Regions from separate parts of the Mus musculus genome. Here region 1 is linked to region 2. A link is a loop called in an ENCODE intact Hi-C map of the cell type or tissue named here. Cell type or tissue: left cerebral cortex. All regions are shown on one strand. Each heading gives the region's core, and the rest is flanking DNA. Links, peaks and the distances in the headings are about the cores only. Region 1 holds the start of Dcaf6 (DDB1 and CUL4 associated factor 6). Region 2 overlaps Dcaf6 (DDB1 and CUL4 associated factor 6).

The links. A loop is a pair of places that touch in the nucleus more often than their neighbours do. Peaks named below come from ENCODE experiments on the same cell type or tissue, not always from the same donor. Only the 100,000 strongest peaks of a DNase experiment are listed, where the experiment ranks them.
Region 1: it touches region 2 in a loop (4-fold over the local background); 5 of 42 quality-filtered maps call a loop at or near these places.

Annotation. Positions count from the first base shown.
Region 1 is chr1:165,453,008-165,468,333 of GRCm38, forward strand. Dcaf6 (DDB1 and CUL4 associated factor 6) reads right to left here and starts at 7,456. Exons shown (of 19, transcript NM_028759.1): 1 at 7,124-7,456. The coding sequence starts at 7,220. Mpc2 (mitochondrial pyruvate carrier 2) reads left to right here and starts at 8,253. Exons shown (of 5, transcript NM_027430.3): 1 at 8,253-8,504. The coding sequence starts at 8,396. In left cerebral cortex, for the core only: CTCF peaks have their summits at 7,616 and 8,248; DNase peaks (open chromatin) are centred at 6,647, 7,601 and 8,055; H3K4me3 peaks cover 5,075 bases; H3K27ac peaks cover 2,695 bases.
Region 2 is chr1:165,382,283-165,397,608 of GRCm38, forward strand. Dcaf6 (DDB1 and CUL4 associated factor 6) reads right to left here. Exons shown (of 19, transcript NM_028759.1): 8 at 9,857-9,950; 9 at 8,132-8,251; 10 at 6,376-6,633. Among named protein-coding and RNA genes, the nearest start is that of Dcaf6, 71 kb to the right of the region's middle. In left cerebral cortex, for the core only: a CTCF peak has its summit at 6,731 (motif pointing right); DNase peaks (open chromatin) are centred at 3,688, 4,298 and 6,722; H3K27ac peaks cover 829 bases.

The DNA of each region.
Region 1 (15,326 bases), core at 3,660-11,659, 71 kb after region 2:
TAGAGTTACAGATAATTGAAAAAACAGATTCATAGGCATTAAATGAAGCTGGGGAGGAAGGAGGAGCCACACCTACGTAAAAATGATTCTACAAAGCTGACTGATTAGAATGCCCTGATTATGGAAGAGTTGGAACACTGCAGATATTGAGTCTGGCTATCTTAGGCTGCCTTTAACCCCTTATGAGGCACTCATTGCTCACCTCTGTATCTGACCTACATTTTTGCAGTTATCAGGCAAAACCTTTGGAATGTATAAACTTCAAAAATAACTAGTTTTCAGCAACCCCAAAACTAAGGATGTTACTGGATGACACTCATAACCTAAAGTAGAATTTCTCCCTTTGCTATAACCCACCCACCTTTTGTTTTCACAAATTTGGAAAATGCCTTGATTTCTGATTCCTTTTATTTGATGGCCATACAAGTTCACATAACTGCTTCTACACTGGAGCATCTACATTGTAACATGTTATTCAGAGCAACTTAAATCTGTGTTCCCAGGCATAGTCATTTATATTTGGCCCAGAATAAACAATCTCCTATCCCTTTGTCTTGCACTGAGAGAAGAAAAATGAAAGACAAATAAAAATGGGGCAGGCAAACTGGAGATTGCAACAGCTGCCAAAGATGAAAAAGAAGAAAAAGGAAAATTGTACTTTCTGAATCAGATATCAAGAAAGCAGACAGGCTCAGCACTGGTAGTCTTGCAGCAGTCCCATAGAGGGAGGTGGAGGGTGTGTATAGATGGAGATCTTCAAGGAAGAGAATGCCCAAGTCAGACAGCAGAAAGCAGGCAGGCTGAACATCACAGATCTGTAAGCAACTTAACCCTGGACAGGAGTTACTGGAAAACAAGGACAATTCTTATTAAGGGTAGAGATATTCCTCCCCATCTTATGTCTTTATATATCATTGTTTTCTGGGTTCAGCCTGGGTTCAGGCTGTCCTCTTGGGATTGATTCTAAAATGAGTGCCCCACCCCTTTATTAAAGGAGATCTTGGCATTGCTTGGACACAGGAAGCTCCTGATAATCCACACAGAAGAGTAGTATCAACTCTAAACAATCCATTTGTAAATTTCTCAGGCAAATATGCCAGAGAATATCACTGTGTTAATATTTGTGTATCAAAGGGGTTTGCAAACTTGGGACCACCTTTTGCACAAGAAAAGATCTTATAGGTCAAAGAACATACTTTTACCAGAAGAACCTGACATAGTTATTGTGCTAGTTTGAATGACCATGGCTTCTACAGGCTCATATATTTGAATGCTTAAGTCATCAAGGAGTGGAAGTGTTTGGGAAGGATTAGGAGGTATGGCCTTGTTTGAGTAAATATGGCCTTGTGAAGGAGGTGTGTCTCTGTGGCTGGACTTTGAGACTTTAAAAGCCTGAACAAGGCCCAGTCTCTCTGTCTCTCATTCCCTCCTTCTTTCTCCCCCCTCCTCCCTGGGGATTAGGATGCAAAGCTCTCATTTACAGCTACAATGCCATCCCTGTCTACTTTCCATTAAGATGATTATGGACCAACCCTCTAAAACTGTTAACCCCCAATTAAACGTTTCCTTTTCTAAGGCGCTCCTTGGTCATAATATCTCTTCACAGCAATCGAATAGAAACTAAGACAGTTATGCACTATTTCCCAAAAGGCGCCAGGGAAGTAGTCAGCTGCAAATGGCCATTTTATTCCATTCTTTCTTCCCTTCCTTTCATCTCCTATCACACACTAAGCCCATTTTTAACATTTACTATAAACAATAAAGTACTGGCAAAAGACAGAAACTTAAATCAATGAATGTGGTGGAGAAAGTGATTTGAACATATCTGGTTAATTGATTTTCAACAAAGGGGGAAAGTCTTTTCATAAACAGTGGTGGATCAATTTTACATTCATAAGTGAAGAAATGAAACTTGATTCGCCTCATAGCACGAATCAAAAACTCTACAATGTTCAAAGTGTTAAATATATGAGATAAAATAGAAAACTTTCAAGGGGCAAGAAAACAGCAAAACATTTTGTGACCTTGGATTATGTAAAGGTTCTTAAAACAGAATACAAAAGTTTCAAAAATATTAAACTATAAATATTGTTAAGAACAATGTTCGGAAAACAGTGTTAAAATACAGATGTGTAATAATAGTTCAAACCATCCTTTGGTTACATGAGACCCTATCTCCAGAAAGTAAGAGAGGGATAAAAAGGCAGCTGTCCAGGGAATGGGAGGGATGTAGGGGGAGGAAGGGCAAGACAGGGAAGGTAGGTGGGAGGGAAAGAGGGAAGGAGAGAGAAAAGAAACAAGGAAGGAATGCAGGGACAGGTTAGCAGAGGTGAAAAGAGAGAGGACTTTAGAAAAAGAAAACAGCACCAGGTATGGTGGCAATACACCTATAATCTCAGCATTTGGAAAGTAGTTCCAGATCAGCCTCGTCTATATAAGGGAGAGACCCTGTCTAAAAGGCCAACAAATAAAAGAGAAAACAGACAAGACAAACAGGGGAGAATGCATGTTAAACAAACATACAAACAAACCTATTTGACTTTAATCTCAGCAATCAGGAGACAAGAGGCAGGTGGAGCGCAGTGAATCTGAGGCCAGTTTGACATATACATATTGAGTTGCAGGCCAGTCACAGCTACATAGTAAGCCTCTGTCTCAAAAAATAAAATACAATAAATTTTCTAATCTATTTACTTGTACCAAAACGATGTACACACAGATAGATAGATGTATAAATAAAAAAAAATTTAAAAGGTAACCTTCACATTTAATTAATGTACATGAATGCAAAAGAAAACAAATGGATATTTGATTGTTAGCCATTAGAAAAATGCAAACTGAAGCAATAGACTTTTATACACCTCTTACCAAAAAAAAAAAAAAGCTAAAATTAGAGCTGGAGAGATGGTTGGACAGTTAAGAGCATGTATTTCTTTTACAGAAGACTTGGTTTGGTTCCTAGCACCCACATGGTGATTCCCAACTAGCCTTAACTCCAGTTCTAGGCACTCTACTGACTTCCACAGGCACCAGGCCCGAAAGTCAAAGAACAGGAACGAACACACACACACACACACACACACAGGAACATTGATGGGCATAAAGTAAATCTTAAAAGGGGTGGGGAGCTAACATTAGAAAGAGTAAGTAAGGCAAATATTGACAAGAAGAGCTGGAACCTACATCCCAAATGGGAATGTGGTATAGTATAAATTATGTTGAAGAACAAGGCTAGACACATTATACAACCCAGCAATCTTACTGACTTACCCACAAAGTGAAGATTGTATTTACAAACACTAGTAAAATAAAACCTGCCTTATTTTTTCAAAGGTCTAAGTAAAATTTCACTATTTATAGCTTCTTTGTAAGCTCTCACTACTGTGTGTTAAAGAATTTTGGGTGAAATTTTGTGGTTCGGTTTTCTTTGTATTTCCTCTATGTACCTCAAGCTGGCTTTAAACACAGTGGTACCCTACTGCCTCTGGCTCCCATAAATCTGGGATTATAAGTAACCAGTTAGAAAAGCATCTTTGAAAAAAGAAAACATCACAAACAAAAATGACATTTATTGTATTTAGGGAAAGGAGTGGGTCACATTACATGTGTGTGGATCAGAGGACACAATAGGGAGTCAGTTCTCTCCTACTGTATTAGTCCCGGGAATCTAACTCAGGATGCCAAGTCTCAACAGTAAGGTCCTCACTCACCCAGCCAGCTTACTGCCTCACTTTGGGTTTTTTGGTTCTGTTGTTTTGTTTTTCCAGACAGGGTCTCATCTCACTCTGGACTATATATGCCACATTGGCCTAGAATTTGTAAACAATCCACCTCAGCCCCCTAAATGTTGGGATTATATGTGTAAGCTACCATACCCGGCTTGTGTATATAATATAAACATGTCCACCTGCCTGTATGTGTGGGTACACCAGCCAATGCATGAAGGCCAAAGGACATAGAGTACACTCGTTCTCTCGCTGTCCCTCCCTTTCCCCCCCTCCCTTTGAGACAGGATTACTTGCTAAAGCTTGAGCTCTCAGTTTAGCTAGGCTGACAAGACAGTCATCAAACCCAGTAATGTTCCTGTCTCTATACCCTATCCTAGCTTTTTACAAGGATGCTGGAGACCCAAATTTGGTCCCCTTGCTTGTACAGTAAGCATACTTATTCAACTAAACCATCTCTCCAGCCCACCCATTCTATCCTTTTTGTTGTTTTTAAATAATGTGTCTCCTGTACTCCAAGCCCAAGCTGGCCTAGCACTTATTAATCCTCCTGACCCCATGCCCCAAGTGCTAGAGGTATGAGCCACCATACCCAAATAAATTTTTAAAAATTGCCTATGTTTTTTAATTTTCAGAAAGGGTCTCATGAATTCTGGGATGGCCTTGAACTCTTTATCCTCCTGCCTCTACCTCCAGAGTGTTAGGATTACAAGCTGACACCTCCACACCAGTATATGGTGCTAGGAATGGAACCCAGGGCTTCCTGCATACTAAGCAAGCACTCTTTTAAATGAGCTACATCCCAGTACCTAATCTTCACACACTTAAGATCAGGCAGTGACAATACCAATCCTGTTTGTGTGCTATAGGAAGTCAGTGAATACATTAGCGTCATTATCTAAAAAACTGGTAATTTTGTCAGAGTTTTCTCTCCTTGTTCAGTTCCTGAGGAAGTTAATGGAACCTTTGTGTTTTGTTTCTTTAGTATCGAAACCTCCATAAAAATGAGCATTCCAGTTTGAATGTTACTTAGCAGTAATTTATTATTAGGAATGCAAATAATAGAAGCCTATTAGGAGAAAATGCAAACTATAAAACTCTGAACAATTATGATGTTTAAATCTGCATGTCTTTAAGAAATCAACTAACTTTCTAAGTTCCTTGCACTTGGAATTTAAAAGGGTGTTTGTTTGTTTGTTTGTTTGTATGTTTGTTTGTTTTTTGAGACAGAGTTTCACTAAAAATCCTTCAAACTAGCAGCAAGTCTCCTTCCTCATCAAAAAAGGCTTTATGAGAAAGGTCATCCTCCCCCCCCCCACACACACAAAGAAACTTATTAGGTATCAGATTCATTAGACTGCCTGCCCATAGGTTTTATTTCAAAGATGACCTTAAACAGGTGATCCTACCAGCCAGCCCTTTACCTTGGAAGTGCTGGGATTACAGGATTACAGATGTCTGCCATCTAACCCAGGAAAAATCGCTTTTAAAGAAGTGCTGAAGTATGCATCATTGTTACACTTCAATTACTTAAAGCTAAACATAGTGGCAAACATCAGTAACTCCAGAACTTAGAAGACTAAGGCAGTTCTTAGTCTTAAAGAGTTTTCTCTTTGCAATGTCAGAGTCTAGAGAACAAACTGAAGCAGCAGAGGCTTGGTAGCTGGCACCCTCACCCGCTGAGCCATCTCGAGAGCCCCACTGACCATGTTCTCATTACCTTTATTATACACAGCCAAACCCAATTGAAATAAGACTAAATTATAACTTCACTCACACAAAACTTTAGCATTTGCTTTATTAAGGTAAAAGTCTGTTTTTTCTACACAAACTAAATTTTAAAATAAACTTTCACACCTCTTTTAAGACAAGGATTTTAAAAAGGACTTTACAAATATTAAAAACAAGCAGTCTAGGTACTTACTACAACATATGTAAATGATGTTTGCACAGTCATGACAGTGAACACATATTACAGAAAAGGGGACAGGGTCAGGTGAAAATTTACAGTGTAATCCCAGCTATCAGGAGAATGAGATAAAAGTTAAGGCTAGTCTGGACTATATAAGGAGTCTCTTTCAAATAAAAATTAAAGAGACTAAAACTTAGAACATTAAAATTCTTCATTAAGTACTATGTAATGTTTTACACACATTTTTATGTCTAAAAGGATCTCCAGACGCAGTGAAGAAAAAAGCAAGGGAGAAAAATGCTTTCACCACCATGCATCCGGTTTTCATTCACACACATGTAGGGTGCACATACAGGCACTAGTATTTATATATGTATGCATTTCTAAGAAGGAAATAAATCAAGGAAAATAATCACAAAACAGAAACATTTCTAGGGGCAGTGGCATGAAATCCAAATGGGACCGATTCTGGGACTTCTGCTTTTTTGTATTTAATTCTTACAATGATAACATTCATTTAAAAACATTAAAACGCACACCTAGGCGTCCTTTAAGCAATTTACAGCCAGTAGTATTGGCTGTAATGAGATTTCATTTCTTTCTATTTTTGTTGTTAGTAAAAAAAAAAAAAAAAATGACAGCAACAAATCGCTTCACTTGGCAAAGAAATGACAGAGTTGGGGGGAGGAGGCACTTTGAAGAAACAGGACTTTTTAGTTGACTCTGGCATGACCCAACACACTCAACAAAACTCACGGTACACAGAACGAAAAAGGTGGAACCCTGCGTCCACAGTCCTGAAGGTTGTTTTTAGAAAGCTTAACTAAGAAACAGAAAATGCCAAGTGTGTTTTCCAGGGGTGGGAACAGGAACGTGAAACCTTACACCACCTAAAAGAGGTCTACGGGACTGACAGCAGGCTGGACCTGGGAAGGCGCGGGGGTGGGGAGGGCTCCGCGATCTCTTTTAGGTTTGGGCTAAGCGCCACGGTTTACAGCGAGCCCGGCTGGGGTGTCAAGTCCCTGAGGGTGGTCAACAGCGTCTCTCTCGGGCGACATCTAACCCCTTGCGGAAGCCGAAGAAGAAGGTGGACAAGCAACACCTTGAGGTCTTCGGCTGAGCGGGGACAGCTCCGGAGAAAAGCAAAAGCGCCAACTTTGGCGTTCAACGTGGCATCTCCGTAAGGCTCGCGGAGTCTTCTCCGGAGTCCCAGCCCACGAGCGACCCCAACACCTTTCCGGGCTTAGTGCCGCCTCCCCACGGCCCGGCTCTCCGAGGGAAGCCCAGCTTGAGCCGCGCCTGGCAGCTTGCAAAGGGGACCCCGACCTTAGGAGGAGCGGGCGCGGATCGCCGTCATCCCACCTGAGACCTAGCCTGCGGGGCGCCCCGGTCGGGGCTCGGTCCGGTCGCCAACAGCCCCGGCGGCGCCCCCTCCCCCACCTCTGGGCGGCGACCTCAGCGCCGCCGCCCCGGGGCCCCCGCTCACCCAGGTAGCGGCTCCTCAGCCGGGACGGGTCCTCCAGCCCAAGGGACCTTTTCCTCACGTCCCACAACAGGTGCGGGCAGGAGCCACTCCGAGCCATGGCTCCGCAGGGGCTGGGGTGGGAAAGGGGAGACCACCGCGGGGGGTGGGGAGGGGAAGAGAGGGAGGGGACAGGCCGATCAACACCCGAGCGGCACCAGCACCATGCGCGCGCCCCGGGGCCTCGCCGGCGCCGCGACTCAGAGGGCGGCAGCCACGGCCGCGCCTTCTCCCCGGGAGCGGAGAGGTACCCGGGCCACGGCTCGCCTCATACTCTCCTCAGACTACCCAGAACATCTAGAGATCGGCAACAGTCCCCTCCCTCGACCCCCCTCCCGCGGGAGGCGGAGGCGAAGGCGGAGGCGGCCGCGAGCTCCTCCCTCTCCTCCCTAGACCACGCCCCCTCCCGGCCCTTCTCGCGAGAGGATGCACACGGGCAACAGAAGCCGCTGTGCGTCACGATTGCCCTCACCCTAGGAGAGGAGCTTGAGGGCGCTCTAGCCTACTCCTTAATGGATTGGAGAGGCATGACGGAAGCCGCTGAGGTTGTCTTGCTCACGCCTCTCGAGTCAAAGGAAAAAACCGGGCGTGATGACCCATGCATGCAATCCCAGCAGTCGGGAGGCTGGACCATAGCGAGATCCAAGCCAGCCTGGGGTACACAGCGAAGACACCGACTCAAAAACAATAAGTAAATAAGAGGAAGTCCGACAGGTATCCAGCGTCATCTTCAGTTCGGGAGAGGGAAGCCCAGAAAGCTTATTAGTCAAAGTGAGGGACCGGGCGGAAGTGCGGCTTCAGGTTCCCCTCTCCAACATGGCCTCCAGGGCCGGAAGGAGATGATTTCTGGCCACGCCTCTTCCGCTCTGTGAGGCCAGCCAATTAGAGCAGGCCGTTAAGCTTGCGCAACGCCTCGCCCGCCTAGCTCTAGCGGCCCCAGCACGGCGACCTCTGTAGCACCTGTTGCCATGACTCCTCCCCCTCGGTCTCCCCAACCCGCTCGCAGGAGGCGGGCCGGGGCGGGCTTTTGCTGAGCTCCGCCCCCCTGAGCCTTTGCGGGACTCGGCCTCTAGGTGCTTCACCTCTGGCTGCCAGAGCCGGGGAAGGGCGCCCTAGGGCAGAGGCGGACGCCCCAGCGCTGCAGAGAGAAAGTGACGAGCCGCCCTTCGTTGTCAGCCAGGAACGCGGACACAGCGGCGCTCCCACCCTGCTGCTGTCGATCCCTAGGCCGCCGCGATGGCAGCTGCCGGCGCCCGAGGCCTGCGGGCCACCTACCACCGACTCATGGATAAAGTGGAGTTGTTGCTGCCAAAGAAATTGAGGCCGCTTTACAACCACCCGGCAGGTAATGAATCCTGAACGGCTCGCACGGAGATCGTTCCTCTCCCTCCGAAACCGGGACATTAGAGGCCCTGTGACAGTTGAGTTGCTACCGGAATCCCAGAGCCCTCATCTCGCCACTGAAGGGAATCCATCAATTCTCCTAGTCTTTCACCTTGTTTCATCTTAGGTCTCTTTCCAAAAACCGAGTATCAGCACCCAGTGCCCTTGTTGACTTTTGATGTCTTCGCTCCCTTAAACACTGCTCACACTCCCGACCTCTCCTCCAGACTTGAACCTTACTTAACTCCTGAGAGCCACGAAGGGGTCTTGGGCCACCATGAAACCCTCCTTCTCCTCCCCTTTCTCCCTCCGTGAATTTCTAACGCACACGTGGGGTAGAGCTGAAAAGGTGTCTGTCTGGTCTCAGCAGAGGGTTTGGAGTAAAGGTCATACTTTAGTTCCTCTTGGCAGAGGCCTGCTAAGTGAGCCCTCCCCAAAATTGGACGCTCCCCACCCCCATCCCCTTCCCCTTCCCGGTTCAGTCAATGTCAACCTGGTTCCATAGACCCAGTATAATAAGCCAGTCATTATGCAATCACTGACCAGGTTATATCTGTGTTTTATGTGGGCAGATATGAATACAGTTCTGTTCCACCGCTCACCAAGATGTGACCTTGGGCAAAATTCTATACCTCTGTCTTAATTCATATAAAATGTATTCAGTGTGAAAATCAAAAATAACATATGCTTGATTCTTTGAGGATGTTAGCTGTCACAAGTACTGGATAAGAATTCTTGTAGTTAAAATAATTCTTTAAGAAACTGGAAGGCCCCTGTCCCTCTAGCTCTTTATCACAGTTATTAAATTAGTTTATTTCTAATACAAAATGGGTGATAGTAATACTTGGGTGAGGACTAAAATCTGATTATATTATGAAGTCTTTCAAGCATAAAATTGAGCAAATAGAAAAATTTACTCACAGTGGAAAAATGGAGTTGCTAACAAAAAAGTGAACTTTGCCTTTACATAGATTAAATCCATAGTCTACAATTGATATTAGAAAGATTTAGTTCTGTTTGTTTCTTTGTTTGTTTGAGACAGCGTCTCTGTATAGCCCAGTCTGTCCTGGAATTCAGCTCTATAGACCAGGCTGGCCTTCAACTCAGAAATCCACCTGCCTCTGCCTCCCAAGTGCTGGGATTAAAGGTGTGGGCCACCATGCCCAGAGGAAGGTTTAGTTCTAAGGGATGAGGCAGTTCTCTAGAGCCTGGGCTGGTTATTAAATCTGGTGTCCACTCTAATAACAGAATGGTCTATACCTCTGCATAGATGGTAATTTTAACACTTAATGGCATTACTGCAGTATGAAAACCATTATAAAACTTGTTTTAAGGAACTTTATTGATGAAGTTTGTTTAGTTACCTATTAGTTTTTACATTTTTCTGCTTTGTTATGTTTTATGGCAGAGATTTTCAGAAGATAATAATTTGACAATCTATGTAATGATCAGAATGTTACAAAATCAACTGAGGTCTTTGGCAATTCTTACCCTCCAGCTTTGGAGTGAGGACAGTGTGGAGCAGGCTCAGTTTTAAAGCACTTAAGCTAACAGAGAATTGGAAAGTAGTCTTTTGTTGATCTTTTTCAAGACCCTGGCTTTTAGCCACTTGTAATTATTGTTTATAGTACTTAAACTGTACAGAGTATTTTGTGCATTTCATCCGGAAGTCTTTGGGTTAATTCTGTTTTAAGTGTAATAAAAGGAACACAGAGTTGGAAGACAGAGGCAGGTTAAATCTTGACTTTAACGAATTCCCCAAACCTTAGGAATCTTTTTGTTTGGTTAGTTGGTTATTTGTTTTGTGTTTTGTTTTTGGTTTGGTTTGGTTTTCAAGGCAAGATATCTCTGTGCAGCCCTGGCTGTCCTGGAATTAGCTCTGTAGATCAGGATGGCTTCAAACTCAGAGATCTGCCTACCTCTCCCTCCTGGGTGCTATGATTGAAAGTGTGAGCCCTCACTGCCTGGGTGCAAATCTTTTAAAATTAAAAATGATTGTGAAAAATTAAATGATTGTAATATCTGTAAAGCATGTACAAAAGTATTTGTTTTACAAATCAGAACGAACTTTCTCTTCCAAATAAAGGGTTTAGGGCTTTTGATGTTGTTATTGTGTTGTTTGTTTGTTTTTGAGACAAGGTCCCTTCTATCCCAGTTTGACCTTGAACTTGAGGTCTTGTTTGTTGCTGTTTTGCTTTTTTAAAATTAGATCTTTACTGGAGTGGTGGCATACTTCTTTAATCCCAGCACTCCGGAGGCAGAAGCAAGCAGATCTCTGTGAGTTTGAGTTCCAGGATAGCCAAGGCTGTGAAACAGGAAAAAAACAAAAACAAAAAACAAAACAAACAAACAAAAAAAAAACTGTCTCCAAAAACAAAGAATGAATCTTATTACATTCTCCTGGCTGTCTTTAAACCTGCTATATAGAATAGTCTGACGTCAAATTCAAGAGAAATCTTCCTGCCTCGGCTTCCCTAGTGCTGGAATTAAAGGTTCATTAATTCAGGACCATTAACCAGGACCAGACCCCTTATGTTTTCAGAGCAAGCACTCTATAACCAAGCTACATCTCTAGCAATTAAGTTTTTTAATAATATGTGAAGATGCCTACCACTAAAAACGTATTTGTGATTGAAAAGTTGTAAGCCCAGCAATATAGACATGAACAAGCATGAAAAATATGACTGATGACTGTCTAATGTTTGAACAAAAATCTGAGAAAACAGATTATTATTCTACTCATTACCCAGAATGAATAGTCCCTTTGAATACTATTGTACTTTAGTATTTGGTATTGAATAACCTTCTAAGTATTAGACTACATTCATATACAAGGTTCTATTAAAAAGTTATGAAAGGTTAGAATATTAGCAGTCAGAAAGTATATGTTGCTTATTATAAAATTTTAAATTTATTTTTTGTTATTGACAAATATTTATAAAGAGGTAACAAGAATATGTTCTATTTAGATATTTATTGTAGTTGGAATACTATGTGGCCTGGAATTTTGAGGCCATTGTCATCTGTTTGCTTGTATAAGTCATGTGCTATGATATAGCATGATTGCCTCTGTAGGAAAATAATAAAAAATAACTAAATTGGATTCCTAGACAAGTTCCTCAGCTCATATAAGGGCTGTCATTTAACCCGCCGTCTAGCTAACTAGATAGAAAGCATGTTGCTCCAAACAAGCCAGTTGTGTAACTATGCTCTAGGCATTTGCCAGATCTTAACATTAAGGGTACGTTGCACAATGTTTACTTAATGCTTAGTTGTCTGTATGATTTGAATGTCCTTTAACTCTTTAAATATTGAGACTTAATCCTTATTGTGAGGCATTAAGTAACTGGAAATATAATCAGTCAAAGGTGTTTGGAGGTAGAAACTTTGGCAAGTAATTAGAATGAAATTAATTTCATAGGGTAAAGTGCCTATGACTGAGTCCTAGTGACTTCGGGACAGAGACTATGCATATACCTAAACGTATCCTTTTCCCCTCTTGCTGAGTAGGATGCTCTGCCCTATCTCAGATATCTGTCAGCAAGAAGGCCATCACTAAAAGGCCTTAGATCTGACTTCTCTCTCTACTCATGAGCCAAACAGTGGGTGCTGGGAACTAGATCTGGTCCGTTCTGACAGCAACAAGTACTCTTAACCACTGAGCCATCTACTCAACCCCAGGTGCTTCTCACCAAGTATTAGCCTTAGATATTTCATTGTAATAATGGAACATGGGTGAGTACAGCTGAGGAAACACACTGCTAATTTTTAAAGCATTTTTTTGGTTTGGTTTGGTTTGGTTTTCGAGACAGGGTTTTTCTGTGTAGCCCTGGCTGTCCTGGAACTAACTCACTCTGTAGACCAGGCTGGCCTTCAACTCAGAAATCCACCTGCCTCTGCCTCCCAAGTGCTGGGATTAAAGGCATGGGCCACCACTGCCAGGTAGAAAGCATTCTTTTTTAAAAAAAAATGTGAACTATATAAAATAAGGTGGATCATCCCAAGAGATGCATAATATAAAATACCAGTGTTCATAATCCTGATCTTAGTGTTAAGTCAGAACCAGTTTTAGTGCAGTGAAAAATGGTTTTGGCAGTCAGTAATGGTATCAAATACCAACCTTAACATTATAAGGATGTGTGTGTAGTTGGCCATATGATATCATATATAGTGTGTAAGTCTTGTACAGTACGTGGAACTAAGAGGGATATTGAAAAGTGAAGAGAGTAAAGGATGATTGTTGCATGGATAGTAAACTACATTAGAGATGTTTTGATATGCTGCTGAATGCTAGGACAACTGCAGATAACAATTACGTACATTATACACACACACACACACACACACACACACACACACACACGTTGGGATTTCTTTTTTATTTTTATTTTTTGAGACAATGTCATATAGACCAGTTTGGACTTGCTATGTAGCTGGGTACAGCTGACCTTAAGCTGATCCTCCACCTCTGCCCACTGAGAGCTGCACATAAAGAAAGAATGACAAATCCCAGACAGGCCCAGAAAATAATGCCTGTACTCCAGTCCAGATACAGGGAAGAGGACCAAGTGTTATTGCAGTTTAAAAAGCTGAGAAAAAGCCGGGTGTGGTGGCGCACACCTTTAATCCCAGCACTTGGGAGGCAGAGGCAGGTAGATTTCTGAGTTTGAGGCCAGCCTGGTCTACAGAGTGAGTTAGTTCCAGGACAGCCAGGGGTACACAGAGAAACCCTGTCTCGAAAAACCAAAAAAAAAAAAAAAAAAAGCTGAGAAAAGGAAAGCCATAATAGAGAACGGTGTGGAAGGAATGAGAAGAGGTAGTGGCCTTTGTGACCTTCCAATATTCAATAAGAAAGTTTATGCTTTACTTCAGACACAATGAACTCCAGTTTGGTGTTTGTAAGTATATGTGTGCATATGTTTTTCCAAGAAGGAAGTATTTTTATAGTGGGGAGAATCATACATACATACATACATACATACATACTTATAGCCTATGTTCTGGACAAAGTTCATTTATTCCACTGATGACAATTACTCCCAGCTGAAAAAAAATAGGAAATAAAATTTAGCTTATAAAAGTACAATCAACCTAGCTGGAGAGGGTTGTGTACCCCTGTAATCCTAGCACTCAGGAGGAAGAGGCAAACAGATCTCTGGGAGTTCTAGGCCAGCCAGGTTTGCTAGTGAGTTCTGGGGCGACCAGAGCTACATAGTAAGATCCTGTCACAGAAAACCAGATAATGGAGAAAAAAAAAAAGAGGAGAAAAGGTGCATCATTCTGCCTGGCATGGTGATACAAACCCGTAAGCCTCTTCCAGAGGCTGAGGCAGGACATCACCCCAAGTTCAAGGCCAGCCTGAACTGAGCTGTTTGTTCCAAGATACCTTGAACTATATGATGAGACCCCTGTCTCAGAAAAAAAAAACAAAAAGCAAAAACAAACAAAAAAGGAACTGGGTAAGGTGGCTCTGCAGGCAAACTGAGTTTGATCCCAGGGACTCGCACAGTATGAAAGAACTGACTCTCAAAAGTTGTTCTCTGACCTCGATGAGTGTGCCTACTGCATGCAGGCATCACTCCCTCAGACCCACTAAATAAATAATGAGTAATACATGTTAAAAAGAAAAAAATAATTATTTTGCTATTTACTGTATTTCCCTTATCCTTAAATAGATCATAACTTTAAATATACATAGAATACTGTCTGATATTTCTAAATTATCAATTTTTGATGCCTTTTCTACCTTTAAGAGTAGTAGAGTCTTAAGAAAAGGTGAAAATGTATTGTTAAATTCTTTGTATAAAGGTGTTCATTTCTCTCTGAGAATATCATGTTTCTTGTTGAGCTATAAAAGGGAATTTTTATAAGGTGATTTTTAAAATTCATTTCCACTTAATTATTTCAATAATAGTAAATATTAACAGCTATTCTATCAATTTATACGTCTGTTGATCCTGATACTAAGGTATTATAATCATATTAAACAGTATAATTATCATTTATTTTTATGTTTTCCAGTGATAATAACTATATAACTATATAGCCTAATCCTGTTATTTCAGTCTTAATATTGCATTGGCATTGTTGCCATTTGAGTAATGTCTACATCTAAGTTATTTATTTCACTAATGTTTTTAGATCCAGTGGCTGCTTCTGTATCTGAATTCATATGTTATCTGCATTTATTCACTATATAATCTGAAGATAAAACAAATCAGTTGAGAACAAATGAAAGGGAAAACTAAGTTTTCTTTATAGTTATATTGTTTGGGCCCCACTCCCACCAGAAACAGGGTCTCGATACATAGTCCTAGATAGCCTATAAATCTCTGGGTAGGCCAGGAAATCTTCAATTTCACAGAAGTCTACCTACCTCTGTTTCCTTATTGCTGGAATTTAAAGTGTATATGTCTATACCCAGCCCTCCTTTTCTTTTTTAAAACTTGAAAGCAAAATAAAAAAATAAAACAAAAACAAGCTGCTTTGTGGTGGGGGTCATACCTGTAATCCTATTTGTGGTAGTTTGAATACGCAGAACTCAGGGAGTTGAACTGTTGGCAAGTGTGGTCTTGTTGGAGCATGTATAGCCTTCTTACAAGAAGTATGTCACTGTGGGGTGGACTTTAAGACTCTTCTCCTAGCCATGTGGGAGTCAGTCTGCTCCTGGCTTCCTTTGGATGAAGATGTAGAACTCTCAGCCTCTTCAGTGCTGTGCCTGCCTGGAGGCTGCCATGCTTCCCCACCTTGATGTTAATGCACTGAATCTCTGACCCTGTAAGCC
Region 2 (15,326 bases), core at 3,190-11,189:
AGAAGAAACTAAAATCAGGATATATTGTATGAAAAACAAACAAACAAAACCCCTATTTCCAATAAAAGAAAAAAAAAAGATAGGGAATAATTCTAGTATCACTGATAGCCTTCTAATGTTACTTCTTCCTAGAAAAATCTACCAATACCAAGGAGGATACCATGCATGGACAAATATTTTATACAATGGCTTTTAAAAAGTGTTCCACATTCCATATTTTAGTCAATATAATAATGTTTTTATCACCAAGAAATATGATTGCATATTAATTTACAAGGAGAAAAAAAATCATCCCAAGGCTAAGCAAGTACTGAATTAAAAATTCTCAATAGACATTGCAGATTAAACAAACAGTTCCACTTACCAGCTTGGAATACTACAGCAGATATAGAGACTCACATATCCTCTTAAAAACATGTAACTATGTATAATTTATAAATGTATATAAATGTTTTGGGATTAATTTTTAGCATAAATCCAAACTGAAGGGTAATATAATAATTATTTTGGTTTAACTGTTTAAAACCAAACACTCAACAAAACACTAAGAACTACTATCTCATATACAAAACTACTACTACATATAACTAAAACTACTAACTTCTCATTTTCTTCTCAAAGGTTCCTGCCTATTCTCCCTAATAGGCTTAATGTCATTAAGATAGGAGAAAAATTAAACCACCTAGAGATGAACCAAGAATGGACCACTTGGTTACTGCTTCACTCCACACCTTGGGAAGGCACAGGGCCTTCTGAACGATGGATTATGCTCCTATCTAATTCGGTTGAACTGTAACAGTTTGCTCTCAATTTTTCTTCCAGTTCTCACTTGTTTCCTATCTTGGGTGTGACATGATCCTATTTTAAGGAACTATCATATAGCTATTATTTAGGCTTTGAAAACTTTGCTTTACTATATTGTATGACTCTGTATTTAATTCACGAGTAATGTTTCTACAGAGCTAAATTTAGTGTAATGATGATACATAGTATGAAATTGTGAATTTAAGCAATTATTTATAAGAATCCACTACAGGCCTTACTAGCTACATATCTTCTGGTAATGGATTGTTGCAGTCTGAGCGATCTATTTAATTAGAAACTTAAAGTTCCTGGAAGTGACTCCAGTCTCAGTGAGTCTCTGCTCCAAACTAAATTTTGCACGCACTGAAGTCACCATTTAATCCAAAGTTACCGTATTCTCTAATCACAGTTTTAAATGGGTTCTAAGTAAATTCAAAGGAGGAAAATAAACTATCAATACTCTCTCGCCCTAAGCTTTCTAACACAGAAAATATTTACAAATGATGCAGCAAATGAAACAGTAGCCAAGTCTAGCCTAGGAAGCACAGCAAGGCCACCTTGGTAAAGAGATGCTCAAGCATCACTGAGAGACTGTAATGTTCTGTACTTACACTGAAATACTTTAAAGTGTAAACTCATAGCATATTTTATTTAATTTGGCACAAAGTCACATTGTTCTTATTTTTAAAAAATGTAATTTTATAAATGTATTTTTTAAAAAAAGTCTTGATGAATGAGCCACAGAAAAATATGTATAGAATCACAATGTCTGAGCTACAAATATAGGAAGTGACTTCAAGTAGTATGATGTAGCTACTAAAATAAAATTCAAGAATACGAGGATGAAGAAGCAACAATAAGAGGAAAAGTCCACCAGTAATGTAAAATTCCACTAGACTCGTAGCTATTCTTCTAACTCTGCTTCAAACCCCACAGCACATGCCAGTGTGCTCCAGAGACACTGCTGCTCCAGAATCTCGCATCTCTCCTCCACTGGTGCCTCCATTTGATCTTTATCCTGCCAGGATTCTAGCTGTCCTGGTTTACTCACTTTATTCACTTGTAAACTTATTTACAACAACAAGATTTTAGATATTTTTATAACAAGGCAAAAAATTACCTATATAATTGAACAGCAAACATGGACCCTAAATGATACCACTGGAAATCTAACACAGCACATCTCCTACATGTTGTTAACTGTAGAGCTTGTTGGGTTGTGGTGCATGGCTATCATTTCAGCACTTGGCAGCAGAGGCAGGAGAATCCAGAGTTCAAAGCTAACCCAGACACGAGATGCTATCACAAAACACTCCCCCCAAAGGAGAGTAGCTTACCAAACATATAGTAATGGCCATATGCTAATGGTCAGGTACAGTGTGCTACACAGGTGATTCCAGAGCTCCAGACACTCAGGACGGAGGATTCAATTCAGAGCTTAGGGATCTCCTTCTCCACAAAACAGTTAATGAAATGGGCCTAAAATTCTAAAGACTAAACATATACCATCTTAAAAACAATGTGATGTTTCTTAATATGCATGCTACAGCTTTAGAGACTATTGGTGGAGGGGGAGAAAAAGACATTCTTATTGCAGACACAAGAGGCAATGAATGCTCAATCTTAGTGAGAGCTCAGGCTAGTAAAACTAAGTAACAAACACATTAATAAACATGAACACCACCACAAAGGTTAACAGATACATTAGTGAAATAAACAAGAAGGTTTTATTTTTTTTCAAATGTAACTTTTTTAGGGAAAGTGGAAAAGAAAGAGGACTTCATAATAATTACGGGACCACCCTCAGGAAATACTTAGGCTAAAGAATATCTTCCTAATAAAAAGACAGTAAGAAAACAAAACAAAACAAAACCCTAGAACTGCGAGCGCCAGGCTGTGCAGGTACTGAGGTGTACAGTATGGAGATGGAAGTGTTTTCTTCTGTGGCTCCCTTTCTAAATACAATTAGCTTTCAAAGAGTGGTATAACTAGCCAAGTTGGAGACTCTAAATGCTTGTTGTGGTCTCTTTATGGAGACGGAATTATAAAGTACAAGAGCAGATGCAAGGACAGCAACTGAGAAGTAAGGAATGGCACTGAGATGGAAAGAGGTGGAATATAGTTCAGATACAGTGGCAATAAGATTTGCTGATGAACTGAATAGGATACAAAGAAATCGAAGAATTCAAAATTACTCATGAGTTATTAAAATAAGCAAATTAAAATTAAAGCATAAAAGGACTGCTAAGGGCTGGTGAGATGGCTCAGCAAGTAAAGACATTTTCCGCCATAAACTTGGCATGCACACACACACACATGTACACACAAACACACCACAGCACAAACGTAATTTTTTTTAAAAGAGTTTAAAAGAAAAGGACTCAGTTGGACCATTAAGGGGATGGGAAGGACAGGAGGCTGCAATACTTTTATTTTGGACATATTATTAAATTTAAAATCACTGAAAACATCCAAAACAGTCCCAAGTAATAATTAGACAAAATAATCTGAAACTTGGGGCTGTAAGACAAGACTTAAATGCACCTTTGGGAATCATACAGTAGAGGAAATCGCAGATGGATAGAGTTTATGTAGAAAAGACAAGAGAGTCATCCTGAGAGGTTCAACCACAGTACTCAATCAAAGTAGACAGAAAAAGAAAAACTAACGACGTTTATTAGAAGCTGAGCCATGATGGAGAATAAGAGCAAACAGCATGTGTGGTGTAAATATCAAGAAAGGCAAGAAGGGAAAGACTGTTAAATGCAACCGAATCAAAGCTCTATGAAGGCACCGACAGAAATGTTCTCATGATTGGCACGATGCAGCTCACTGGTGACTGCCAAAATTTCTACAGGAAAAGGAGGCCGAAAAGCAGCTTTGAGTTGGTCCATGAATAAATGGGGAGGGTGTGAAACGGGGCTGAAGAGAAATGAGGAAGTGAAGAAGCAGAGCCTTATTTGGAGGAATGTAGGATGGTTGAGAAAGGCTTTCTTTCAGATAACAGTATGTTTGTGACTAGAAGGAAAAATTCAGCAGAAAAGGCAATAATGGCACAGGAAAAGAAGTGACTCTGGGGAGGCAGGGGACCAGGAGTCTTTCCCTGGGAAGCTGGAAAGGCAGGCTTCAAACTGATCTGGCCAGGTGTAAGAGGAGGAGTTACATTTCTTCCAGGCAACCTACATGTGCGCATTAGGAAGTTGAAGTGGTCCAGAAAATGAGTGTTTCCGCTCTTCACTGCGATGAAGCTTGCAGCTTATGGAGGGGAGAAGGGCAAGCCAGAGTACTTTAAAAGCCAGGAAAGGGCAAAATAAACACGCAAAGGCGCTGAGAGGAAGAGTGCTCTGAAGTGTTCACTGAGATTTGTGGTGCGACGTTCACCATCATCGCCAGAGGATTCAGGTGTAGACTACGGACCCTGAAACACTGCAGCAAGTTTTCAGTCTCACTGCCTGTGGCCAAGTACTCACAATGACAAAGGAAGGTGTAAACGCGCACATGAAGAGGTATCCGCAGCAGGCTGAGCACAGAGAACAGTCATATCCACATGTCCAGCTTTACACGACGTGCTGACAGACACCACAGCTCTAGACTGACATTCCCACCTACCACAGTCTCACAATGGACAATTCCCAGGGTCTATTAAGCCGTCTAGACTTGGATGGGCTTTGGTAAGCACAGAATGATCAGAAAAGAAAACAAAAACATTTCGTCCTTCCAGATGAGATGTCAGGCTGTAGGATGATGGAAGGGTTACTGCCGAAACAGCTGTAAGTGTAATCTATAGCTCACACCAAATCATTCTCCTCAGAACTGGTACTCTTTTAGACCCGGGAAAATATTCTACCATAGTGTGTAAAAGTTAAGCAACATTCTCAATCTACTAATTCAAAAACAATCCCTTTCTTTAAAATTTTTATGGACAAAGGTACCAAATAATATTCAAACAATGATCATTTGGCCGTCACAAAAGCATTCTTCAGCGCTTAGTCTATCAGACCTAAAAGGCGTTCAGCAGCTTAAACCTGGTATAAAAATGCACAGCACAGCTAAGAAAAAACATTTCTTAAAAGGCTCCAAGAATATTTAACTCACAAATGTATTTAAGAAACAATTGGAACTAGTTAAGATTCAATACAACTTACAACTAGTCTACAGAGTCTTTTTAGCTAAGTTTTCTCAATAACTTAGAATTGCTTACAGACTTTCAGAATATTTGCAATAACACTAGCACTTTTAAAAAATCCCGATCTTGAACCTTACAGAGGACCTGGATTCAGTTCCTAGCAGCTGCGTGGGGGCTCAAAACTGGGCTAACTCCAGGCCAAGGAGGCTGATGTTCTCTTCTGGCCTCCTCAGGCACAAAGTGCAAATGTGCATGGGCAGGCAATATAGACACAGAAAACAAAAGTAAGTATTTTAAAGTTTTTCTTATCTTTACTAATTTCACTAGTTTGGGTCTACTTTCAACTCCTTTGACCCTGTTTCTCAAAGCATTCCAAGTATTTTATTTTCCCTCAAGCTGAAATGCCATGTGAAATGTGAAAGAGATGGCTTTCTAATTCGGCTTTAGCTTACTGTTTTGATAAACTATACACAGTGTTAACAGTTATGCAGCTAACTCTATTATTCCCATAGAAAGTGAATATTAATTATCAAAAATGAAAGATAATGATCAAACTACTTAATTCAAATACCCCATTATCTGGGATCTAGCATCGGTGACAACTTGGAGGTGAAGCTGTTAGGAAACTGTCAGAGGTCTTACTTTAGGTACCAGCATTAATACTAACTATATTCCTTGATACTATTTTTGTTCTGTATTAAGTAAAATGCCTCCTTAGAAGAATTTAAAAATAATAGACAAATGATTTTTACTATATTTAAAAGTACACAGTTAAAATTTCAAGTAGACTATATATTTACTGAAATTATTGTAAATAGTATATTCCATAGTTGGGGTGGGAAAAACATGAGAAGTTACTGTACTGAGAGAAAAATGTGTTAACAGATTTTATGAACTGATATTTTTGACTAACATCAAGTACTATAAAGATAAAGAATTAGTAAGATAATTCTTTTTCATAAATATAGTAGGAAAATAATTCTTCTGGCAAAGTATACTACATTTTTGAGAAGGGACCACTGCAGGTTCACTATTTTCAATATACTCAAAGTACTTAATAATTTGAAGAAAAATTGAAAATATAAATACAATGGAAATAATAATAATGAAATATATTTTCTTGTCATTTTAATAGAGATCTAGAACAGTATTTTGGTTAATAATGGTTTGTAAAATAATCTTTCAGTGTATTACACTATGTCAAAATACTACCTGCTATTACCTTAAATAAAATTACCTTATATAAATTAAAGATTCACTATTTGTAAAAATTCATGAAAACTAGACACGCTTGAATTTTGTGTTTAAGTTTGCTTGTATATTAAAAATGATTTTGGTTACTTATTCCAGCAAGAAGTTACTGTGATTTACAATCTTTCAGAACAGACTAGGTGTTCCTCGGTGTTCAGAGATCAGCACATGAACTTGAAGAATAGCATCCTCACCTGACTGATGATGTGCATGGTGTCCAGACGCCTCAACAGACTGCCTCGGTTCACTGTCTGGGCAAGACAGCAACGAGCTGGAACGAGGGCTTTCTATGGCGGCTGTGGCTGCCTGAGCCTGAACTGGATCTGTAGAGGATGTAGAAGGCTGAAGAAGTGCAGCTGGCATGTCTACATCCATTGCAGTTTCACACACTTCCAAATTAGGACTTGATGGAACCGTAGGAAGAGTTGAAACATCTGGCTGATTTGTTCCACCTTCAAAAAAGCACATGTTAAAGCAAACCCAAGTTTCTAAAAGATCTATTCATTTTAAATTACATGTGAGTGATCTGGTGACATGAACCTAGGTGCCTGCAGAGGGCAGAAGAGGATTCGGGATCTCCATAACTGGAGTTTCTGACAGTTGTGAACAGCCATGTGGATTCTGGGAACTGAACTCAGCTCACCTTCAAGAGCAGTGAGTGTTCTTACCAACTCTTAATTGCTCTTGATCCATCTTCTCCAGCCTCAAACTCAAATTTCAAATGCAAAAAATAAACACAAAACAAACCTCTACAGAAATATTCTGAAAACACACAGCAACATAAAATTTCAGTGTTCTAGTCAGTCTATGTCAACTTGACACAAGCTAGAGGCTGACAAAAAGGGAGCTTCCGTTGAGAACATGCTTCCATACGAGCTAGCTACAAGGCGTTTTCTTCACTAGTGATTGATGGAGAGGGTCCAGCCCATTGTTGGTGGTGTCATCCCTGGGCCACTGGTCCTGGTATTTTAAGAAAACAGGCCGAGCAAGCTAAGAAGGGCAAGCTAGTAAGCAGCACTCCTCTGTAGCCACTGCATCAGCTCCTGCCTCCAGGTTCCTGCTCTGTTTGAGTTCCTGTCCTGTCTTCCTTCAAGGATGAACAGTGATACTAAAGAGTAAGCCGAATAAACCCTTTCCTCCCCTGATTGCTTTTGGTTATCACAGCACTAGAAGCCCTAACTAACACACTCAGTGTATCAGTTATGGCCACTGGTGGTTTGGTCCACTTAATCAAACAGTCTAATCAACAGGGATAAGAATAAATGACATATTCTTGTGAAAATAATCAATCTTGGGCCAGAATGATGGTTAAGCAGGTAAGGAAACTTGCTGACAAGCCGGACTGAGTTTGGAAACTGACCTCCACATACACACTCACACATATATACCAAGTTGTTTTCTGACCCCCACATGCATACTCACACATATACACACATCAAAGAGATAGATGAAAAATTTTAAATAATTACTTTTTCTAATTATATACATACACTTATCTTTAAAGCTTTGCAGACTTCCAATTTTCAAAGTGTATTGATTGGAAAGGGACTTAAAATTAAAAATCTTTTGTTTTGTGTATTTTGAAATTTTGGGTCTAGTGGAATCAGAAGAGAGTTATGACTACATTGGTTACAAAATGCAGTTCGGTTATCAGTTAGATAATATCAACAAAAACTATCTACCAGCTGGGTGTAGTGATGCACAACTTTAATCTCAGGACTCAGGAGGCAAAGGCAGAAGATCTGAGTTCAAGGCCAGCCTCGTCTATAGTACATGTTCTAGGACAGCCGAGCTACACAGAGAAACCTTGTCTTGAGATGCAAATAAATAAAGTAAAATAAAATAACACGCGGACCAGCCACACAAAATCCAAAAACAAAAAAGAAAAAGCAGTTTTGCCCTAAGCAGTTTTACCAGCTCTCTAGTGATTTAACCAGTAAGACAAATTACCTCTGGGCCGAGGTCTTCCTCTTCCTCTGTTGCTTTGTGCAACTTCACTTGCTTCTTCAAACCACCTTGATAACATATCAGACATTCTCTGCATCAGTGACACATTGGGACTTTGCTCTCCTATTACAACATAAATTTTATCAGTAAGTTTAGCAAAAAGTCAGGATCTTTAAATAATACAAAAACCTAGATCTGTAGATCTGAAGGCCTAGAAATCTAAAATTCTAGAAATTAAAAATTAAATTGCCTAAGTAATTTTACATGAACAGATAAAAAGTTATCAGAGTCCCATCACATTTTATAATAATTACATGAGTAAGTACCCATGGGTCTCCTCTCCATCTATGCCTGTTCCTAGGTAACTTTATATCTCCCACTCTTGCTCCATCACTTGTCTATTTACACTTAGAAATGTGCTCTGGGAGGAGCTTATGAACTCCAAGTGGAATAAATTGAAGGAAAGGCTTGCTCTCTCACTACATTATCAAACACAGACATAAAATAACCTTGGGTCTTTAATTTCCCTAAAACAATTCTTGTTACTGTAAAGTTCCAGGTATTTGATGAGATTAAGTCATTCAGGGCTGTATGGCCTCAGATAGTTGCAACTAGCTGACGGAAAATGTATTTTGTCTTTTCAGTGTTACATGTTTTCTTAGTTCAAACAAATATATTTGTTTGCTTTTCCTCTTTAAGGGCATTTGATTTTGTTACACCGTGGGAAATATTAAGAACATTTTATGTCTTAAGTGCTGAGGATATCAAGGGCATTTTAAATGGAAGTATAAAAACAACACTCATGTGGCTTAAAGCAGGGAGACTTGGGAGTTATGATTAGTGTCACAAGCGTCCTGGAAGCCAGTGTGACTAAATAGCAAGGAGAACTGTCAGGGGTACAGAGCAAGACATAGGTTCAAAAGTCAAAACAAACAAAAAGTATGAGGTTAGATTAAAAATGTAATAATTATATAATTCTTTCATTTGGTCTGTTTTTTGAAGACAGAGTCTCTTCATTCTATAGCCCAGGCTGGTCTGGAAATTACTATGTAGTCCTTGAATTTCCAATAATCTTTCTGCCTCAGCCTTCAAAGGCCTGGGATTACAGGTATGGAAGCCACCTTTACATATTGTAACTTTATATTTTATAAAAGTGAACCAAGGATAATATACTTAGGAATACTGTTTTATAAAAGGTCTAATAATAGTTTGAACACAATTTTGGTTATAGATTTATTAAATGAAATATATTCAGATGAATTGTTTTAAAGTTATATATATCTACATGTATGTATGTACATGCTTATGTATATGTATATGTATCTATGTATATAAAGGTTAAATATACATATCTAGTGACTCAGCCATTCCACTTCTAGGAATTTATCCTATGATGTACTAGCACAAATTTACCAAATTATTCTTATTAAGATTTCATTGTAGCATCATTTACAATTGAAAATAATGGAGATAAGGGGTAGAGAAATGACTCAGAGGTTAAGAGCACTTAGTGCTCTTCAGAAGTACTCAGGTTGAGTTCCCAGCATCCACAAGGTGGCTCACAACCATCTATGACTCCAGTGCCAGAAGATCTGATGCCTCCCTTCTGACCTCCACCACAGCACGAGGCACAACATAGTATACATGCAGCCAAAAGCACTTATACAGACAAGATAAATAAATCTTTAAATACCACATGTCACAAAAATCTGGCCAAAATATAGTTACCATCTCGTTCTCGTTCACTTTCTGGCCGTGCTCTGGGACCAGTATCTGACCAATCACCACGAAGTCTCAAGCGCTTAACTGGAGGCTGTCGTAACTGAAATGTAATCAATCATAAGCAGATTCTATGTGAGTCTCAAGAAGAATGGGTTTGGCAGACACTATTGCATACGCCAGCAAGATTTTGCTGACAGGACCCTGATATAGCTATGCCAGTGCCTGGCAAACACAGAAGTGGATGCTCACAGTCATCTATTGGATGGAACACAGGGCGCCTAAAGAAGGAGTTAGAGAAAGTACCCAAGGAGCTGAAGGGGTCTGCAACCCTATAGGAGGAACAACAATATGAACTAACCAGTACCCCACAGAACTGTGTCTCTAGTTGCATATGTAGAGGAGAGGCCCTTGGTCTTGTGAAGATCATATGCCCCAGTACAGGGGAATGCCAGAGCCAGGAAGGAGGAGTGGGTGGGTTGGGGAGCAGGGCGGAGGGAGGGTATAGGGGACTTTCTGAATAACATTTGAAATATAAATGAAGAAAATATCTAATAAAAAATTTTAAAATAGAAAAAAAAGTTGCCATTTCAAAATTTAAAAAAGAAGAAGAATGGGTTTGCTTTCAGTTTTTATTCTGGTGATAGGGTTTGAATCCCTGTGCATCCAAGGTAAATACTGTACCACTGAATTAATCTCTAGTCCTCAATTCTTACAGCATACTTTAATGGAGCATTTCCATCCCCAAATTGTCTTTAAGTACAGAAATGAGATGTTAGATGGAATGTTACATGAAACATTGCTCAATGCTGTCTCAGTCTTCCACCGTGCTTGTGATGATGAGCACTGGAGCTACAGTCCATACTTGCTATTTCCAACTGGAAAATCACAAATACAAATACAATTGGAAACTGTATACACGAAAGCTAGGTTTACTAGTGCCAGTCTGCAATCCCAGGTGAGGCAGGAAGATCATAAATTCATTACCTATTTAAGCTATGAATAACAACAGCCTAAGAAACTTACTAGCATCTTGTCTCAAAATTAAATAGAAAAAGAGGAAGAGGAAGAGGAAGAGGAAGGGAGGGTTGGTGGTGGGGTGGCTGTCCAGATGAGATACAGTTCTGTGGTAGGGCATGTCCTTCAATTTAATCCCCAGGAAGGGAGAGAAGGGTGTAAACTAAGAGAGAAGGAAGAAGAAATGAATAAACCACATATAATGACTTCTAATCACTGTCCAGCTGACAGCAGGACAGTCAATCACCTGGACCTACCACACCATAAAGATAACATTTTTTACCTTTCTTTCTTTTTTTAAAGATTTATTTATTTATTATTATATGTAAATACACTGTAGCTGCCTTCAGACACACCAGAAGAGGGCGTCAGATCTCATTACGGATGGTTGTGAGCCACCATGTGGTTGCTGGGATTTGAACTCAGGACCTTTGGAATAGGAGTCAGTGCTCTTAACTGCTAAGCCATCGCTCTAGCCCCCCCCCTTTTTTAACCTTTCTAAAACAATTCTCTAGGTCTCCCCAGTATCTATTCCACCCATTCACCATTGCTTCAAACTTTCTCCATTTTCTGCCACTGTTCTTACCAAGTAACTTTTTCTCCTACTTAAAACAAAACAAAAAACCAGAATTACCATACGACCCAGCTATACAATTCCTGGCACATATATATGTGTGTAAGTGTGAGTGAGTGAGTGTGCGTGTGTGTGTGTGTGAGAGAGAGAAAGAGAGAGAAAGAGAGAGAGAGAGAGAGAGAGAGACAAGAGAAAGGGAGACAGACAGACAGACAGACAAAAGGTCTTCATGGCCTTCCACAGAGATAGCTTGCTCACCCATGGTTACTGCTGCTCTACTCAAATGAACAGAAAATGCACATTGCACATGTGATACATAGACGCAGTGAGATACAGTTCATCTGTAAAGAAAAGTGAAATCATGGCATCTGAGGGGAAAAGATGGGACAGGAAAGTGTAAGATCAAGCAAGGAACACAAACTAAGAAAAACCTGCATGTTACGCCGCATATGTGAACCTAGCCTACAATAGAGATATGTGTGTGTATTTGTAAATTTGTATACACACATGAAAATGTAGCTAAAGTTCAAAAATGTAGAAAGGAGAACAAGAAAGGGTTATATTTGGTGACGAAGGTGGAGTGTAAGCAGAAGGATGCATTAGCGATGCAAGCAGATATGAACCTAATTACTTTCTAATTTTTGTAATAACATGAATTCAACTTCCCATGTATTTTTATATCCCCAAATAATCCAACATGTGTCATTTATTTGGCAGTGATTGTGAACAGTTTTCTTTTTAATCCCATTCACCACTAGAGCAATAACAATTAGATGTGACTAGTCTTACTGACCCACTTGAAAGGTGATTTTTCCCCAAAATTTGTTCTACAATATACAAAGTATGGCTTAATAAAATAAAATAAAACACGAATTTTCTCACCTAGATTCTATGAATTCACTCCTCCTTGCAGCTTCCTAACTCCTAGTCATTCCCAGTCTGTCAGCCGCGCTCCGAGCCCAGTGTTCCCTTGTGCTTCCTACTGCCTTTCTTCAACCCTCAAACACCACTCTGCTCTTCCTCTATCCATTTCTTCTCACAATATGCTGAAAGTTTGTTTACTGATACAAAGAAAACCTGTTTCCTGAGAGCTCACATATCTCTTTACTTTACTATGAGGCATGAAGAGAGTGTACATTTACTCCACTATTGCTCTCAATCCAACATACTCAGTGTTTCCCTTGTGTTTTGGTTTTTTATCTTTACACTGCCATGGTCACCAAATGTTCTAGTTTGCTTTCTACTGCTGTGATAAACATGACCAAAGCAACTTGGAGAGTAAAGGGTTACTTCACCTCGCAGCTTATCGTCAATCATGAAGGGAAGTCAGGGCAAGAGCTCAAGCAGGAACCAAAAGAGAGTGCACAGAGGATTGTGACTTGCTGCTTTGGTCTCCATGGTCAGTCTGCTTCCTTATACAACCCAAGAGCACCTGCCCAAGAGTGGCAGTGCCCACAGCGGGTTGGGCCTTCACACATCAGTCATTAATCAAGAAAATGCCTCCATAGACATGCCCACAGGACAAACTAATGGAGGCAATTCTGTAATTGAGATTCTCTCTTCCCAGGTATATCTAGGTTTGTATCAAGTTGACAAAAACTAACTTGTACAACAAAGAATAAACACTTGCCAAATTCATGGTATTGAATGATCATGGTAAATGGTCATTAGTGGAGGCCGGTGAGAGACAGGCTGTGGGTAAATAAGGTAAATAAATGTTTTTGCTGCCAAATCTAATGACATTCATTCTAGGAATCAACATAGGGCAGAAAGAATCAACTCTTAAAAGTTGTCCTCTGATCTCTGTATGTGTACCATGGCATGTATACAGATGCATACATACATATATACATATACACAACATATAAACAAATTAGAGGTAATTACTAAGCTCAATAATCAATCAGCTTCCAAGTCAAATAGCACCTCTTAAAATCTATATAAGAAGTTGGGTATAGTAAGGCACACCTATAAGCCCAGCACTGAGGAAGGGAGTCAAAGACAGGAGGATGCCTGGAGCTTGCTGGCTTAAATGAAGGGGCCATATCTTTATATCATCATTTTCTTAAGTTTAACATAGAAAAAAGTGTATAGAAGGTGCCTAATAAATAATTTCTGGATTAAGAATAGCTGATCTAAATTATTACTGTCAAAATTTTAACAAACTGTCAAATGAAAAATTATGGAAATTAAGAAGATAGCTCCTTAATTTCATACACATACATAACTATTGGTCAAATATGAGTATCATTTATTTTTATAATTCAGATTTTAAAATTATTGTCTTTAATTTGGTTAATACAACAAAGCATACTAAGAAAAGCATTTTCATAAAAATGATTCAGCATTTTCCCTGATGACATCATCATCTAAGGAGTCTATGATAGCAAAGTTGGCTGGCCCACTTAAAATGTCTGCGCACTTCCAAATTTTTCATTATCTCTCAGTCACAGAGTTTGACTGCAACCGTACTTACCTACATATCTCAAAGAGAAATTATATAGCAGCAACAAAATGACACAGCAGAATTCGTTTTCAGCCAGTCCAAAAAAGCTCATAAATCGCTTATAATTTTCCTACTTTATATAAACTTGTTGTCACATTTAATATCCTAAAACTCACCTATAAAATGATTTTTTTCTCATTTTATAATAATTGTCAAGCTCAAATTCTGGAGGTTAGACAAAAGCCAGCATTCATTAGGAACTTGTAAAGCCTGTTCCCCTCTACCAAAGGAACCATTTCCTTTTGGCCAGCAGAGGGGACAAAAGGCTATGGTGGTGTCTATTAGCATACCAGACTCCAGGCTCCCTCAGTATCACTAGTAACTTGTTATACATTTCAAAAGTCCATGCTGGTATTGGCTTTTCTTGCCCTAAATTTCTCTAACTCATGGGCTTCCCTCCGCTCCCCAGCTTCTCATTTCTCCTTATAACCCAGCTACTTTGGCTATGCTCCCTCCCTGTTATCTTCCTCTCTTAGTCTTCACCTCTCACTTTCCCTACCCGCTCTCTCCTTTCACTCCAGTACTCTCTCTGCTCAGGATTTTTCCAGATACCTCTGGCTGAACTCTCCTCCCTCATATCTACAACTAAAACCTTCCCCTCAACCATACCTGAGAGTGGTAGTGCCATCAGTTTATACACACCAGAATTTAGTTTAAATCTCATGAGAATTACACATTTGCTACTGTTCTTCCTTTAAATGTGCAAAATGTTGAGAATATAGCTCAGTGCTTGCCTATCATGTGAGACCCTGGGTCGAAAGCCCAGTACCTGGAATCAAACACCATAAGCTCATTAGCAGACATTTAGCTAGTACCAAACCAGTATTAATAATTAATTCTTTGTGTAGAGAAAGGCCATTGACTTGTTTGAGTTAATTTTATATCCAGCTACTTCACCGAAGCTGTTTATCAGGTTTAGGAGTTCTCTGGTAGAATTTTTAGGGTCACTTATATATACTATCATATCATCTGCAAAAAGTGATATTTTGACTTCCTCTTTTCCAATTTGTATCCCCTTGATCTCCTTTTGTTGTCGAATTGCTCTGGCTAATACTTCAAGTACTATGTTGAAAAGGTAGGGAGAAAGTGGGCAGCCTTGTCTAGTCCCTGATTTTAGTGGGATTGCTTCCAGCTTCTCTCCATTTACTTTGATGTTGGCTACTGGTTTGCTGTAGATTGCTTTTATCACGTTTAGGTATGGGCCTTGAATTCCTGATCTTTCCAAGACTTTTATCATGAATGGGTGTTGGATCTTGTCAAATGCTTTTTCTGCATCTAACGAGATGATCATGTGTTTTTTGTCTTTGAGTTTGTTTATATAATGGATTACATTGATGGATTTTCGTATATTAAACCATCCCTGCATCCCTGGAATAAAACCT